Regions from separate parts of the Mus musculus genome. Here region 1 is linked to region 2. A link is a loop called in an ENCODE intact Hi-C map of the cell type or tissue named here. Cell type or tissue: left cerebral cortex. All regions are shown on one strand. Each heading gives the region's core, and the rest is flanking DNA. Links, peaks and the distances in the headings are about the cores only. Region 1 has its middle 120 kb from the start of Gm25125. Region 2 has its middle 76 kb from the start of Ibtk.

The links. Peaks named below come from ENCODE experiments on the same cell type or tissue, not always from the same donor. Only the 100,000 strongest peaks of a DNase experiment are listed, where the experiment ranks them.
Region 1: a loop joins it to region 2, with 2.1 times the contacts of the local background. A loop is called at or near these places in 3 of 42 quality-filtered maps.

The regions. Positions count from the first base shown.
Region 1 is chr9:85,592,501-85,600,836 of GRCm38, forward strand. No RefSeq gene overlaps it. Among named protein-coding and RNA genes, the nearest start is that of Gm25125, 120 kb to the left of the region's middle. In left cerebral cortex, for the core only: a CTCF peak has its summit at 4,659 (motif pointing left); DNase peaks (open chromatin) are centred at 1,546, 3,530 and 4,661.
Region 2 is chr9:85,669,054-85,677,389 of GRCm38, forward strand. No RefSeq gene overlaps it. Among named protein-coding and RNA genes, the nearest start is that of Ibtk, 76 kb to the right of the region's middle. In left cerebral cortex, for the core only: no CTCF peak of the experiment used is centred there; DNase peaks (open chromatin) are centred at 5,138, 5,603 and 6,308; H3K27ac peaks cover 173 bases.

The sequences.
Region 1 (8,336 bases), core at 277-8,276, 76 kb before region 2:
ATACATGCATACATACATACATACTTATATACATACATACATATGTAAATGAATATGCAACAAAAAAATTAAAGAACTACTCTATGGACTAAATATACAATAAGCAAAAAACAAAACAAAACAAAACAAACAAAAACAAAGCCAAGCGTTAGAGTCAGTGGTTTCTTACTGTAAAAGGAAATTTCAAATGCAGTAAGTCTGGAGGCAGCAAGAAAAAGCAAAAACTATTTTTGGTAAGTTACATAGATAAGGGCACTTCTCCCAGTAGAGAAGGGGAAATGACGCTGATGAAGAGGAATGAGAAGGGGAGCTTTCTGCAGCGATGCCTTCACTTAGCAAAGGTGACAAGATTAGGACAGAGTGACTATCTGCACTGGCTGCTGTGCTAGGAAGGGGATGTGGTGGGCACAGCTGTGAGTGAGCAGCTGTCATACTAGGGACTTTGCAGGATGTCACTATTCTCCCATTGCCATCTACTTTATAATGAGGCTGGAACAGAGTGCGGAAGAAAGAGTGGAAGCTGTATATAGGTTCAAAGAAAACCAAAGGCAGAAGTGAGCTCAATCAAACCTGTAGGCCTAAAGTCCCTTGACGGGCTCTGTTGAGAGGATGTCATTGGCTTGAAAGGTTAGATTTCCATTTCTGTGTGATTAGTAACACTGCTTCCCTAGGACTGCTATTCACATATGGTAAGATCAAATATATAAAAGAGAATATATGTAATTTAATGTGTATTAAATGCTATTCATTACTTTCAGCCTTTGGATGCCACACTTTTTAAAAGTTAAGTTAACCTGGACCCTTAGGGGCTCCCAGAGACTGAACCACCAACCAAAGAGCATATATGGGCTGGACCTAGCCCCAGCCCCCGCAAATATGTAGCAGATGTGCACCTTGGTCTTCATGAGGGTCTCCCAGCAACTGGAGCAGGGAATGTTGTCCCTGAATGTGTGTCCTGTCTGTGGATCCTGTTCACCTCACTGGTCTACCTTGTCTGGCCTCAATGGGAGAGGATGCACATAGTCCTGTAGGAACTTGCTATGTCAGGGTGCGGGGATAACCAAGGAAGTTCCCCCTTCTCAGAGGAGAAGGGGACCTATGTGAGGGGGGACTGGGAGGAGGGGGTGGTGATATTGGGATGTAAAGTGAGTAAATAAATTAATGAAAAAATTAATTTTTTTAAGTTAAGTTTAATGTGATCAGTGGCTATGATGGAAATGTAAGCATAGACAGCAAAAATGCCAATCGAAAGGAGAATTTGCTGAGAGTGAGTGGGAATGGATGTCCTTTTTGCCAGAAGCCGTCCTCTCAAGAGGACAATAGAGTGTTTCTGATTGAGGTAAAGAGACAGAACACGTTTTAGGTGTGTGTCAGCAGCAGGAACTGAGACAATATTCCTGCCTCTGACTGGCCTACTGTTTGAAAATTTTAAATATATTTAATTGGAAATATCCGGGTGAAAGCTGGCCGTCTTAATGTCTCCCCTCTCTCACTCTTGTCTTTGGAGGTAAGCATGCCTCACCCACACTGTCTGTCTCTGCCAGCGTGAGTTGTGCACTTCATCTGTCAGCTCTGTTTCCTTGGTGACAGCTTACCTTTCAAGCTTCACCAGTTATATAGTACAGAAAGAAGATGTCTGGCAGGACAAAGAGTGATCAACAACCCTGTACGTGAAGACACCATGGAATGCTGCAAAGATGTTTTATACAACATGAAAATTGTCACAATTCTCTGTGAGCTCTCCTCTGAGTCAGATCCAGTTACAAGTTAGAGACACTTTGCTCATGCCTGCTGCATTGAAGCAAGTTGCCATAATGACCCAATACTTACAACCCCTGGTACTATGTAGACTCCTCTACTTGGATACATTACTATATAGAGTAACCTCTTTGTGGGGAGGAGGCAGAGGGCAGGGGCTTGTGGAGATCAGAGGACAGAGATCTTCCTCGATTGCTCTCCACCTTTGCTTTTAAGACAGGGTCCCTTCTCTGTCACTGAAGCTCACCATTTGGCTGGGCTTCTTAGCCAGCAGCTTCTGGGATCTGCTTGTCTTTGCTACCCACATCTTGGCTTAGAACATTTGCTGCCATGTACTCTTTACATAGGTTCTAGGAATCTGAACTCAATCACGTCCTCATGCTTAAATTCAAGCCAATTACTCACTGAGCTATCTTTTCAACACCAGTCTTTGCTTGTCTTTCTGTTGTGTTAGGAGCCACACTTAGCAAGGCAGACATGGTTACTCAGCATTATAGGCCAGCGTTTCTTCTGAGGTTTTTAATAAGTTGGGAAGACTCATGCAAGAAACTTCACAGAAGGATTCAAATCATCTTCTAAAAATCACACAGAGCGATGCTATATAAGGTCATAGAACATCATGACTAGACAGACCACCAGGGACTGAGTGACTCATCAGACCGTAAGAGCTATGGGTGCCTGATGCCACATATCCATTCAACTTAATAGCAGCCTTGACCTTTGGTAGGGACGTGGGACACCAAGCAAGACAGAGATCTGGGCTCAGACTCAATGAAGGAAAGAGACCAAGGAGTGCCCGGCCAAACTTAAGCACACCTCCACCTGTATTCAAAAGACAATAATACCATTTCCATCTGCCCTTATGATTTTTTTGTTTCCTTTCCATTTTCCTTTTTTTTTATTTTGGTTTTTGGAGACAAGGTTTCTCTATGTAGTCCTGGCTGTCCTGGAACTCACTCTGTAGACCAGGCTGTCCTCGAACTCAGAAATCTGCCTGCCTCTGCCTCCCAAGTGCTGGGATTAAAGGTGTGTGCCACCACAGCCAGCTTTCCATTTTCCTTTTATCTGTTGAAATTTTTCATGGTTTAAAATATTCAAAACTTACAAATGTTATATAAATGATAAATTAGAAAAGGGCATAAAATCCACTTAGTAAAAGGATTCTTGCTATCTCAAAAGCAAAGGTCAAAGCATTTTTAGAAGTGGGTATATGACTTTATAAGCCTACCTGGACTGTAACTGTCATTTTGTCTTGGGGATCCTAACAGTAATGTTACAATGAGTTACGGAAAATCTCTGGCCCAATGGTAGGTAGTTATCTAAAGTCTTTACTAGAATATCCTTAGTCATGCTCTGGACTCTGGGAAAGACCCAAAAGCGTATGCCATTCCTTTCCTTCTGAAGTTCAGAGTTTAGTGAAGGTTAAAGTCCTGTTGGGAAAACAAGGCATGAACAGAAAGTCGCTACGAGCAGTAGTAGCATAGCCTGTCTTAAATCTCAGCATGTTTTCCACAAGAGCTTTAGGACAATGCACAATCAATGAAATCTCCAGTTGTCTGGAGAGGCTGGGGGGGGGGGGGATGGGGGGTGAGAGAACTCAGCCAACAGGACCACACAGTTCTCCAACACAGACACACAGACAGAAGCAATGGAAGGTATCCAAATTGGGAACAGGTATAGAAAATAACAAGCAAACTGAAAAAGTCACTTCCAGAATACAGTCAGTGTGCTTCTTTTTAAACAGTGAGTCATATTTTATACTCTAAATAGACTTAAGCCTTTTTTGGCATTCCCTTTTGTCTGTGCTTCCTCCAGCAGTTCTGAAGACATACTAATGAAACCGAGCTCCAGGAGCCAGGAGTTGACCCCTAACAATTGCTACTACTACTGGCCACGCAGGTACAGGAAGTTAGCTCACTTTTCACCGATGACATTACTGAGGTCTTTCCCTTCCAGCATCTGAAGCCACCCACAGCAAGTTCCCTGGTGACAGTTCACAATGACCAGATTGAGAGTGTTGGGTTTGGGGTTTTCTTTGGGGTGGGAGACGTTGGGTTTTTTTTTTTCTTTTTTTTTTTTTTTTTTTTTGGTTTGGGGTTTTTGGTTGATTGGTTGGTTTTTATAGTATGGGTTTAAAAGACACTGGATTTAAAAATCCAGAAAGCTGTCTTCTCATCACCTATGACAATGAACATGAGGTTTCTGGTGGGTCTCAGCCTTTGGTGTGCTGGATTAAAAGAGGTATGAGGGACATGGTGAGCCCAAACTCAGGAGTATAAAAGCCAGTTCCATAGTCAACAAGGGACAGGAAGTCACAAAGTAACTTCACTTTCTCTCTCTGCCTCTCCTCTTCCCACCCTTCCTCCTGCCCTTACTCCTATGCCTGTTAATTAAGTGGCCTTGTTACTGCTAAGAAGACAAAGATCACGTTGATGTCTCTCTGTAGAGTTCTCAGTCACTGACCTCTGAGAGGGGATGGAAAGAACACCACAAAATCCTCACAAAAGTGTGTCATCCTAACAGTGTTTAGTTGTCCCCAGAAGCAGCCTGAATGACTCACTGACTTCAAACCTCCATTTCTGCTCTCAATTTTGGAACTGTGCACCCATGTAGGACAGAGATGGGATCTTGACAACTAAAGACGCTTTACACTATTGTTTCTGTTCTGGAATATCTGCCCTCTTGATTCTTATAGATCTCAGTTGAGACATTCAAAAGAAACAAGTGGGAAGCTTTAAAAAAAAAATATGCCCAAGACAGCTTTCTGGATTTTTAAGACCAGTGTCTTTTAAACCCATACCATATAAAAACCAACCAATCAACCAAAAACCCCATGCCAGAATACTTAAACCCAAATCTAAGTGGGACCAGACACTGTGAAACACTGCCCCCTGATGGCGATTTCCAGGTCCAACCAGTGTTGGTTATCAGCAGTCAGTGTGTCCATGTGACTTTGGGTTGGTTAAAGTGAATTTAGAGTGCCCTTGTTTTGTGATCGAATGGGAGGTTGGCATAGATGGGACAGTAAGGGAATGGCACTGAGTAAGGTCCTGATGGAATGTAGAGACTCATTACAATCCAATCATCTTCCTGGAACATGTTCTTGGGGCTGACGGCACCGCTGGTATTTCTACAGCAGACATGACAGAGTTGCCCTTTCCTGCCAATTTATCCATCCAGATGTTCTCAATATGAACTGCTAGAGCCTTACTTCATTTCATGAGATATAATCTGCTGGCATCTCCATTGTCCAGGGTTTACCTCCAGCTGGCTCCTGGGTCTTTTTAAATTAACTCCATTTTTAAATCCTAGCATTGTCCTACTTGGGTCCTACCAGGTAAACAATCTAGACTCTAGAACATCTAGACTCTGATTGACCAAATTCCCTAGAGATATATTTAATCATATAAAGGCTGGCATGTTTCTCTCTTCTTTGAAGCAGCTAGCTGATAAAATAAGCTGTCAACTTTACAATGAGCTAAGGAAGATACACAGGGCTATACTGGTACTGTCCAAAGCCCTGAGTTGTGTGAGAAGGCACAATTATGAGCAATTAATGGCATTTCTGTAATTGAACTCTGCACTGCTAACACAATTAAGAATAGAAGGAATTTTCCTCCTGACCCCGGAGGGGAGGGGTCAACTCTCTGCTGTCTTGGGATTACAAATAAGTGAATAAAAATAGCCTGGTGTATACTAAGTAGTAGATTATTATATTGCTAAGATATATATAATTTCTGTAAGTTGACTACTTAAAATAATATTTAAATAGAAAAAATATATAAAATGTTCCTTAGAAGTAGAGATCAAAAATCTCTCACTGTTTGTAGCTGGGCTGGTAGTTAACTTCCTTCTTTGTTAGTATGTACAGTCCTTTCTAGTACCACAAACACTAGTAGGTATGTGTAAAGTGTCTAGTTAGGCACCATCTTGACTTCTCTTCTTCTTGTGTTCAGTGGGAATGTAAGTGCTGTTTTCAGCATTAAGGTCTTATTGTCAGTTTGTGGAGAGCAATCAATAGCCTGAGGTGTTTAAAAAAAGAAAAAAAAAACAAAAAACAAAAATCTCTCACTATTCCTCTGACCCTGCAAGGTTAGAAAGAGAAGGTTTGGAGGTAGTTGAGTGTTTATGATTAGATGATGATGACGAAGATAATGATTACCCTCCTTATGTCTTTATTCTTTTTGAAACATAGCTTAAGCCTACTTCAAGTTTAAGTTCAATTAAAGTAAGCATGTACTTTTACATAACTTAAAAACTTATAATACCTCACTTTGTGTTGATCTATTTGTATGATTGAAAAAGAGAACAGGGCTGGTGGGATGGTTCGTTGGGTGAAAAAGCTTGCCACAAAAGCATGAGGATGTGAGCTTGGATCCCCATGTAAAGCCAAATGATGTAGTTCACCTCTGTGGTTCCAGCTCTCCTGTGTTGAACTGGGAGGTGGAGACAGGAGACTAACTGGAAGCTCACAGATCAGCTAGCCCAGCATAAGCAGCAGGAATGAGAGACTTTGAAGGCAAGAACCAATGTCTTCATTGTGCATGTTGCATGCTGTGGTATACATCTCTCTCTCTCTCTCTCTCTCTCTCTCTCTCTCTCTCTCTCTCTCTCACACACACACACACACACACACACACACACACACACACACACACACACCCCACAGGACATGAAGAGGGTCAAAAATAAGTTTAAAGCTACAATATTATTATAATCACTGTCAGTAACTTATAGTGTGCCTTTTCAAAGCAAGTGTGTGTGTGTGTGTGTGTGTGTGTGTGTGTGTGTGTGTGTGTGTGTGTGTGTGTGTGTGTGTGTGTTCAGGTGTCCTTGCTAGTGTTTTTGGTAACTATGCTGGCTATTCTTGTATCAACTTGATACAAACTAGAGTTATATGATAGGCGGAAACCTCAACTGAGAAAATGCCTGCATAAGATTCAGCTGTAAAGCATTTTCTTAATTAGTTAGTGATGGGGAGAGTCCAGGCCATTGTTGGTGATGTTGGTTGAGGTTGGTTGATGACATCCCTGGGCTTGTTGTCCTGGATTCTATTTAAAAACAAAAACAAAAACAAACAAAAAACAGGATGAGCAAGCCATGTGAAGTAAACCAGAAAAGAGGAGCCCTCCATAACCTCTCCAGCAGCTCCTGCCTTCAGGATTCTGCCCTGTTTGAGTTCCTGTCTTGACCTCATTCATGATGAACAGCAATGTGGAAGTGTGAGCCTTCCCTTTCTTCCCCAGCTTGCTTTTTGTTCATGATGTTTTATTGCAGCAACAGAAACCCCAAATAAGACAGTTCCTATAAGCCCCAGTCACTTCTTGACTCCTCTGTGACAAAATAATAAAGCAACATACACACTACCAAGAGCTGCTAAGGGTTCAAACTCAGCTTTATCTGTGGTTAAATGAAGATGAAGAGGAATGCAGGGTTCCTGTGAGCTTCTTGAACTACGGCCTTCTGAGCCACATTATATTCCTATAACTCATAAGACTAGGAACTTGCCCCAGCTTTCTGACTACTTTTTTCCCATCCAAGATCTGAAACCTAGTAAGTGTCTTAGCTCGTACCAAAAACAAAGATTAGTTCTTCTAACCAATGGGACCTCCTTTGTGAGACACTAACCTCTGTGGCCTAATTCTCTGGACACTGTACCCATCTGCTTCTGAACATTTCCTAGGGATCACAAGTGCAACCACCTCCCCACCACATCAAAGCCCCCTTCCCCTCCCCCTTCCCGTTTCTGAAATCTCAAGCTTTAATACTGGCTTTAGATCACATTTACTTAAAATCAACTACCACAGAGATCTTCCTAACTTGCATGTGCAGTGGGCTAGCAACCAGTCCTCTGTAGGCTCCCCCAGCAGTCTTACTCCTTATGTCTTCATTTTGTTGTTGTTGTTTGTCCAGTGTTCTCAGCTATGTTTCCTTTTAATTTTGAACTTGATAGCCTCTGTGGAGTACTGGGCTATTTAGACTGCAGTGGAGGGAGATATCAGTGGAAGCATTTTAATGAACTGCACGACACTATTTCAAATAATCCTTTCTTGGTAACAGAACAGGGAAGCCTGTGGTGCAGCTTTACCAACAAAGACATATGAGGTGGATTATTTTAAAAGCGAAAGGACTCATTTGCCTAATAGAGAAGTTTGGACAAGTTCAAGTGGCAGACTTGTCTTTCACAAAAGGAATATCCATGGGAAGGTGTCTTGTGGCATGCTGAGCTATTGTTGCCCTAATGGTCTGTTTTTCCTCAAAGAGAAATAATTCCATGTTTGTGATTTTTTTTTGTTTGTTTGTTTTTGTTAAGGACCATATTGTGTTGAGGCAGCCAAAGAGAATTTGCAAACCTTGCTTCAATAACACCTATTAACTCCTCACTGGGAGGAAACCTTTCATTTATGCAGAGGCTGGATCCTAGAGGCAAAGAGTAATATTGCTCTTTGATGAGAATGAAACATTATCTAGTCACCTCTTTCCAGCAGCTTCCACAGGATGGAATGTTCACTGAAGACCTGAGGGTGGGGAAACGGCATCCTCAAAGCAGGAACTACAAACTCAGCCATCCCTGGGTC
Region 2 (8,336 bases), core at 223-8,222:
AGAAAAGACTGCCTCTTCCATAGTAAATAAACTCTTAACAAAATATAGTCCCATCTAAAAGAAGGAGTAAGAAAAAAAAAAAAAACCTGATCTTTCATCATCTCTAAACTGAATTCCCTGGGACTGAGAAAGTGTTATTTTGGTATTCTTCCCTCTACAAGTGTTCTCAAGTGGAAGTCCCACTCTGGCAAATGACAGTACCATAGAATGTGTGTTCTGAGGTCTCCTGCTTAAAGATAGTTTTATGAGAGGTCGAGGGAAGAAATGGGGAAGAAATAAGGAACACTCCTCCAGAGACCCATAAACATTCAGTCTAACTCATAAGCCCTGCCACCAGCACGGAAGGAGAAAGTCCATCACATCCAAAGCCACTAAGCATCTTACTTTCCTCTCTTTCCTGTGTCAAGAAGAGATTTCTCAGGGGCTTTGTGCCTTTCAAGGCTCCAGGGATGGAAAACAGAAGGCACTAAGGCATCGTCAGATGCCCAGAGCCCGGAAGCCTCGCAGCCTCATATTACGATGGTCGTTTCCTATTTTTGTTCTCAAAAGAGAACAGAGAATTAGGATTATGTCATTAAAACATTAAAACATCGGCTTAACCTTCTATTTGAGGTAGACAAATGGTAGCAATGGAGACAAAGAACGGAGTCGCTGGGATATATTTTGGAAGTAGATTGACATATATTGTGGTTGAAGAAGTAGCAAATAAAAAAAGAACTAAGAATTACTCTGAGGTTTTTTTTTTTTTTTCCTTTCTTTTTTTTTCTTTGAGAAACTGAGTTTCTTTGGATGAATGTCATTATTGGGAAAGAGAAATGTAGTCAAGAGATATGTTTGTGGGATAAGAAATAGAAATTAGAAAGTTCTGATTTGGGCCATTTTAATTGTGCAGTGGTTGGTAGCCATATAAGTGCAGACCCAGGTCCAGCACTAACATCAGGGCTGGCATATACTCATCACATGTACTGCCACTTCTGGTCACCTTGCTTCCAGAGGGGAAACCTCACTGTCATAGTAAGCCATACTTGTATTTCTGTCAAGCTTTTTCTCCCAAATCTATCAAGCTTTCTACATTTCATTGCCCTGACGCTAACTCTGAATTTCCACACCCAGCCCACTTTGTTCACCCCAATTTTACTGCCATGTGTTCTCTGTAATCATTAGAACTAAAAAGACAGGACCGTAAACTTTCTGTTGGCTGTCTCCATCATAATGCATGAAACAACACAACAAATAATAAAACAGTAGTCATCTGTATATGGTACAATTTATGTTTCTGTAAGCAGTTCCTGCTTGTAACCTTCCTACCACACATTGGGACCAGCAGATAACAAGGATTAATGAGTAGTATCAGCCCTATAACATTTGGTTGTCTTGACTGTGGATATAAAGGATGATAACCAGGTAACACTGCAAAGGCATTAACAGAATTCTGGTTAACAAACACTCCAGTTTTAACATTAAAAATAATCCCAAATTCTAAAGCAAGCAAACAAACAAACACCCTCAGTTCACAACAATCTTTCTCCCTCAAGTTTGTTCATCTCAAAACTCCTGTTTTAGCTAATATTTCCTTCATCATTTCTTACTTTGTCCACGCTTAAGACAGTAGAAGTCAAGCCAGGCATGACGGTGCATGTCTTTAATTCCACTGCTCCAGAGGCATTGGCAGGCAGAACTCTGGGTTCAAGGTCAACCTGGTCTACCGAATGAGTTCTGGAACAACCAGGGTTATGTAGAGAAACTCTGTCTCAAAAACAAACAAACAAAAACACAAAAACAACAACAACAAAAAGAAGTCAAAGGAAAACTCAAGGGAAGGAAAGGAAGCTATGTGTAAAAGTATCTTTTATTCGCCTGATGTAATTGTCTTCTCAGAGGCTACTGCCTCAGTCTGCTAAGCTAGGACTGCTCTTGGCAGCTTGTAGCCTCAATACAATCTTACAGAGCCTAGGATGTTTTCAGTCTCTGAGACTTACTGCTGAATAGGCGCACCCCTTCTACTTCTTTCTGGGCTCTGGCTGACTTGTTCAACCTCAGCTGTTCCGATTCAAACTCCTCTCCCAGATGACACATTCAATCTGGCTTTTCTCTTGGCCCCTCAATTGCTCTGCTTGGCCTCAAACTAACTCTAGAAATCGTTTTTTGGTGTTTTTTGGTTGGTTGGTTGGTTGGTTGGTTTTTTGTTTGTTTGTTTGGTTGGTTTTTCGAGACAGCAATCTTTTCTGATCTTCTTCTGGCTCCTACTTACTCTTTTGCTGGTTCTGTCTTTACCTGTGTCTAGCTTGTTCTCTCTTCAATCTATCTCTGTAAAACTCTCCCCAGGTAAAGCTGCCTCCCCCCTCTCTCTGCTGCTCCACTCTCCCTCTCAACTCCACTGCACTGTTCTCCATGAACTTGACAGTAGTCCTGTGCTGTGCTCTCTTCTGAACTGTCTGTAGCCTCCTTTTCCTCTCTCTTCTCATGAGAGCTGAGCATATCCTACGCTGTCAAATCTTTTTCAGATTTATCCCTGTGTCTCCCCCTCAATTTGACATCACTTTCAAAAATGGGTGCTTCCTTCTACAAGCTAACTTTACCTTCGTCATTAAAGATGAGTGCTAAGGGTGTGTCTGTATTCCAGCCCAAGGGATTAAAGGTGTGTGCTAAGGGCTGAGCCACACCCTAACTAGAAACAGATTTAAACATCCTGTAACAGCTGTGGTTTTTATCTCCACCCTCTCAAACTTCATAACACTCTAACCCCAAGTGCTATTTGGAGCCGTCTGATGTTCTAAGAGCAACTGGATGGCTCTCCAGTGAATGCTATGGTGGACTATAGACATAGCTCATGTTGTTTACATGCTGAAAGAGAAGATGTGGGGATGAATAAGTAGGTATTTCTTAGATCTCTTCAGAAAAGGTTCTTGGGAGAAGAGCATTTCCATTGATGTTAGCAAGGGGCATGGAGGCACAAAACATGAAAGGAAAACAGAAATGATGCTACTTAGAAAAAATGCCTTGAAACGAGGCAGCGTAAGTCGGACTTGCAGCTCACAAGGATGCTTGCCTAAGGAGTGGACACTCTGAGGCTCTTATGTTCAACAGAAATCATTAGACTCAGTGAACAGGAATTTGAATTTCACACCTGAGAGATCCTCAGAGCAAGTGTGGTAGTTATTTTTCTGTGGTAAACACCATTACCAAACGCTCCTGGGAGACAAAAGAAGTCCTCACATCTCACAGCTTAAAGTCTGTCATGAAGACTGACAGGGCAGGCACTCAAGCAGAGGCCATGGAGGAAAGCTGATTCTTGGCTTGCTTCCTGTGACTTCCATAACCTACACTTGTATACAAGTTAGGACCAGGAGTCCAGGAGTGGCATCACCCACAGTGGGCTGGGCCCTCCCACATCCATCATTAATCAAGTAAATGCCCCAGACTTGCCTACAGGATAATCTGATGGAGGCAGTTCTCAGTGAAGTTTTCTCTTCCCAGATGACTACAGATTGTGTAAAGTTGACACACACACACACACACACACACACACACAAACCTAAGCAGCACACCAAGTAACACTAGTTCTAAGTGATGCTAATCTGGCTAGCCAGAATCAGAAACACCTCCATGCCTTTCCCCAGTGTGCGCCTCCATAAGAAATTAATTTGTGTTGCACAACTTGGTCTTCTGGTGTAGACAGAAATATTTCGTTTTTTAGAAATTACTTTACTAAAAATATTTACAGCTTGACGAAGCTAATTTAAAACACACAGGAAAAGCATGCCATTTCTCCGGTTCTCTGGGCTGCAGCTGCAGGAATGGCCTCTCATCTCTCAGCAGTGACGGCTCAGGCAGGATCTCTCTGTGGAAGCATTTCTGAACTCAAGATGACCGTTGAGCAGACAACAAGGCCTTTCTGTCCATTGGGTGACTGAGGGGTGACAAGACGAAATTGTCTCCTGTCCCTATTTCCCCTAAACTTTCCAGGCACTTGGGCCTCAGCAGCATCCTACAGTGAGGTGGTTTTTGTTGTTTCTTTGTTTTGTTTTTGTTTTTATGACCCGGAAACATATTTTATAATCTATTTCCTAATGCAGGAAAAGTTGAATCTTACCCCTGCTTTAAAAAAAAAAGCAAAAAACTAACTAAAATTTGTTCTGAAAAATACATGTGATTAAATAAAGCAACTGGAAAAATATTTTCTTTGTTTTGCTGAGAAAACTCAACAGAACCTGAGGACCCCAGCCAGCCTGGCCATTAGGAATCCTGGCCAAGGTAGGAAGGCAGCCATGGTTATCCTCTCCAGCCGAAATAGCCATAAGACATTTCTGGTCTTTTTCTGCTCCTTGGATAGAAGCAACCACTATTATAGCTTCTTTAATAGTTCCAGAGAAGACAAACTCCACCATCCCTCAGCATACTGGAGGAATTATGTTATTTTTTTTTTCTTCTCTCTCTGATGGAACTAGCAATACTTCTTGTGGAAAAACTATTTTGCCATAAATTTTAAAGAGCACACAAGGAGAAGCAATTTGCTAGCTCCAAAATGTACAAAGAAAAAAGAAAAGGAAGAAAATCGAAGGAAGATGAAGGAGAGGAAGGGAGGAGAAGGTGGGGAAGGAAAGGGAAAGAAATGGGTAGGGATGGAAAGGGACGACGGGAAGGGAGGGGAAAGGAAGGGAGGGGAAAGGTGGCTATCAGGAAATGGGAAAATCTACTAATCACATTTGTTCTGAGGACGTGCTAAGCGGATGCTGATTTCACGCTAGGCATTTGAGGCACATATGTCTCTTGATAAAAACCAAAGGGAATGAAATCATAAAGGCTGACAATGTCATCACCATAAAGAGCTCTGAAAGTTATTGTCTTAAAAATAAGTGCCTGGGAGGCCCGAGAGGCCTGGATAGTCTCACCCACACAAAAGCAATTTCTTTTGTCATCTTCTTATTTAACTACGCTAATCCCCAGCGAAGGAAGCTCGGGGCTCTGACGAAGTGCAATGTTGTGAACCCTGACATTTAACAGACGAGCATGCTGTTCCTCCACTGAGCCATTGCTCTGCGACTGGGGGAGCAAAAAAGCCTGAAATGAATCACACGACCAACATACAATGGCACAAGAGATGACTCACCGGGTCCCAAGGAAAATAAGTAGGAATGAGTGGGTTAGAGCTCTCAGGGAACCATGGTCCCAGTGGGCAGTTTATTGGCCTGCATCCCAGTGAGCCTGCAGCTGAAGGGATGCTACAGGAAGTGCTGTGAGGGCCAAGGCGTAAGGGAGATACTCCTTCTGGGATGGTGGTACTGCCATGGCTGCTCGTTTTTCGAGGCAGTCGGGGCCCACTGCAGTAACCCCTCAGAGTGTATGCAGCGGATGATTTATCCAGCAGGCTGCTCATCTGGCATCGGATAAAACATTTGGGATCATTTTACTTGTCTGATACCTAGAGGCGGTGTTCACTCCCTCTCCAATGCGAAATCTAAACCATCCCTGTCATTTCAGACACTTTAATGAAATCTGCTTCTCACAGGATGTCTCAGTCTTGGACATAGTATGTGATTCTCCTACCAAATGGAATCACCTATTTTTATAACTCCTTCTATGGGGGTGGAAAGAGAAAGAAAGATATTCAATTTAAGAAAAAAAAAATCTATGATGCTAGTGATAAGCATGTGCTATCCCGGAGGGTGAGGGTGGGGGCCCACTAGCACTTCCAAATAGCTCACACTAGAGGTGAATGCTCACTGACTCATGAGAAGTCCCAGAGATACTGGCTCCCACAGTTATCCCTTAAGGAAAGAGGGACAGCAAAATGTGGTATGATAATTGTCCCCACAGAATCACAGCTTAAGTGACTACAGGGGAGGCTAGAATTGCCTTTCTAGAGGTTCACTATGCAAGAGTATAAATAAGGTGATAGCCCTTCCTAACAAAAATTAACAGAAAACATTGAAAACCCGTCCTGCACATACACACAAGTCCAAATCCAATGGGAATGTATTGAAGGGCCGTGAGTCTATCCTATTCAATTCTGCAGCGTTAGTCAAATTTACTTCCTGATACAATTTTTAAGAAGCAAAATCAGTATTGTGACTATTACTACCCATATCTCAACTATAGGCTCCAAAACTATTTTAAGAAATTAGAAAGCAAGTTAAAGTAAGTCCCAGGAAGAGTTCCAGTTAGAAGCCCAAACATTAGCACCCTTTGCAATTGGTAAGTGAGCATCTTGCTCACATTCATTATAACCCACAGGCAAACCACATCTTTAACGTTTCCCATATGTCCTGGGTTTGCATGGTGACAATACTGCTGCTTACCACCGTTTTTTCACTTCATCTCGAAATAGCCGAAGAATTGGATGCTATTTCTAGCACGCCAGGAAGGACACCTCGGATTCTGTGCTCACAAGAGTCTACAAATGCAAGAGGGTTAGCACTCCATTTTTTAGGTCTAAATGACCTCCCTTTTGCTTTGCATTGGAGCTTAGAAAACACAGATGATCAAGCTCAAGTTCCTACAGCCCTTCTCTAAGACAGTCGGTGCACAGGTCCCCAGGAGCCCCCATCAGTGGCACCTCAGAAGAACGGAGAAGTCTTTGGTTCTTTTATGTCCAAAGAAGAGGAGCCTTTAAATCATTGAGACTCCAAATGACTCAGGCCACGTGGGCTCTTCAGTTTGAGTGGACTTTTGTCAAACTGCCAAATCTTCTACAAACTCTTTAATGAAATCTGTTTGTCTTAGTCAGGGTTTCTATTCCTGCACAAACATCATGACCAAGAAGTAAGTTGGAGAGGAAAGGGTTTATTCGGCTTACACTTCCATACTGCTGTTCATCACCAAGGAAGTTCAGGACTGGAAACTCAGCAGGTCAGGAAGCAGGAGCTGATGCAGAGGCCATGGAGGGATGTTCCTTACTGGCTTGCTTCCCCTGGCTTGCTCAGCCTGCTCTCTTATAGAACCAAGACTACCAGCCCAGAGATAGTCCCACCCACAAGGGGCCTTTCCCCCTTGATCACTAACTGAGAAAATGCCTTACAGTTGGATCTCATGGAGGCATGTCCTCAACTGAAGCTCCTTTCTCTGTGATAACTCCAGCCTGTGTCAAGTTGACATAAAACTAGCCAGTACTCTGTTTCTCACAGGATGCCTCAGTCTTGGAAATAGTATGTGATTTCCCCTACTAAATGGAATCACCTATTTTTATAACTCCTTCTATAGGAGTTGAGGATGGGGAGGGAAAAAGAGAAAGGGAGAGAAGGGAAGATAGTTCCTCTAAGGAAAACAAAACAAAACAAAACAAAACTCTCGCACAGGAGGCTATGGTATGTAGGTAGCTAGCACTGCTGCCACTTGGTAGTTTATGGAAGGTACCAGAAAGTCATAGAGGAGGATGCTGGTTCTCGGTAGGAGGTCCTGAAGTATTGCATCAGAGATCACTTTAGGTGTCAAAGTTGTCCTCTTCTTAAACTGCAGCATTAATGCTATGGCATAATTAACACAGCAAAAAAAAAAAAAAAAAAAAAAACCACACCCAGTCCTCACTACCAAAACAAAGAACTTTAGTGTTCCTGAGATTCCACTATGTTTTTCTGCCATGTTAAGTATTGCTGAAGCACGTCACCTCCTCAGACCCTTTTTGATGTAGGTTTTTCCATCTAAAGACGCTTTCCGAAGCAGTCAAGCATTTGTTGAAACCTAGTATGTGTGCATTCTGGTGAAGGCAAACTGCTGTTTGCTGTTATGTATTTCATTACCTTGCAGTGGAAGGCAATCGGGGCACAAGATCAACTGCACAAAATCGCCTATGGCATGCAATCACCTCTATGAACAACGAAGATGGTGGTAGGTTACCAAATCAAAGGGTCGCACACTGTCCATCCTAAGAACTGAACGGCTGATTGTAAGCAGTCTGCCAGGTGGGTTTAATCAAGTGAAGTTTATCTCAATGAAGACTCGTTAACAAAGCATCAGCTGTCTGGTTTTTAGACACTTTTTTTTTTTTTTAGATTTACTTTATTCTTACTTATATGTATGTAGTCTGCTTGTGTGTGGATGTCTTTGGAAGCCAAACGAGGGCATCAAATCTCCTGGGGCTGGAGGCACTAGGCAGTCAGCTGTGATACTGGAAATCAAGCTCCAGGCTTCCTCAAAAGCAGCAAGCACTCTTAACCAATGAGCACTTTCCCCAGACCCTTCAAACCTTTATTCACTGTTCAGAACAGCCTGAGTGGGATTTCTTGTTGATTTCCAGAGTGCAAACAGAACTCCTATGTTCTCTTTAGCTAAAACATGCCGTGGCTAGCACAGCCTGACCAGGCATACTCAGCCACTGAGCTACTATAAATGATTTGTAG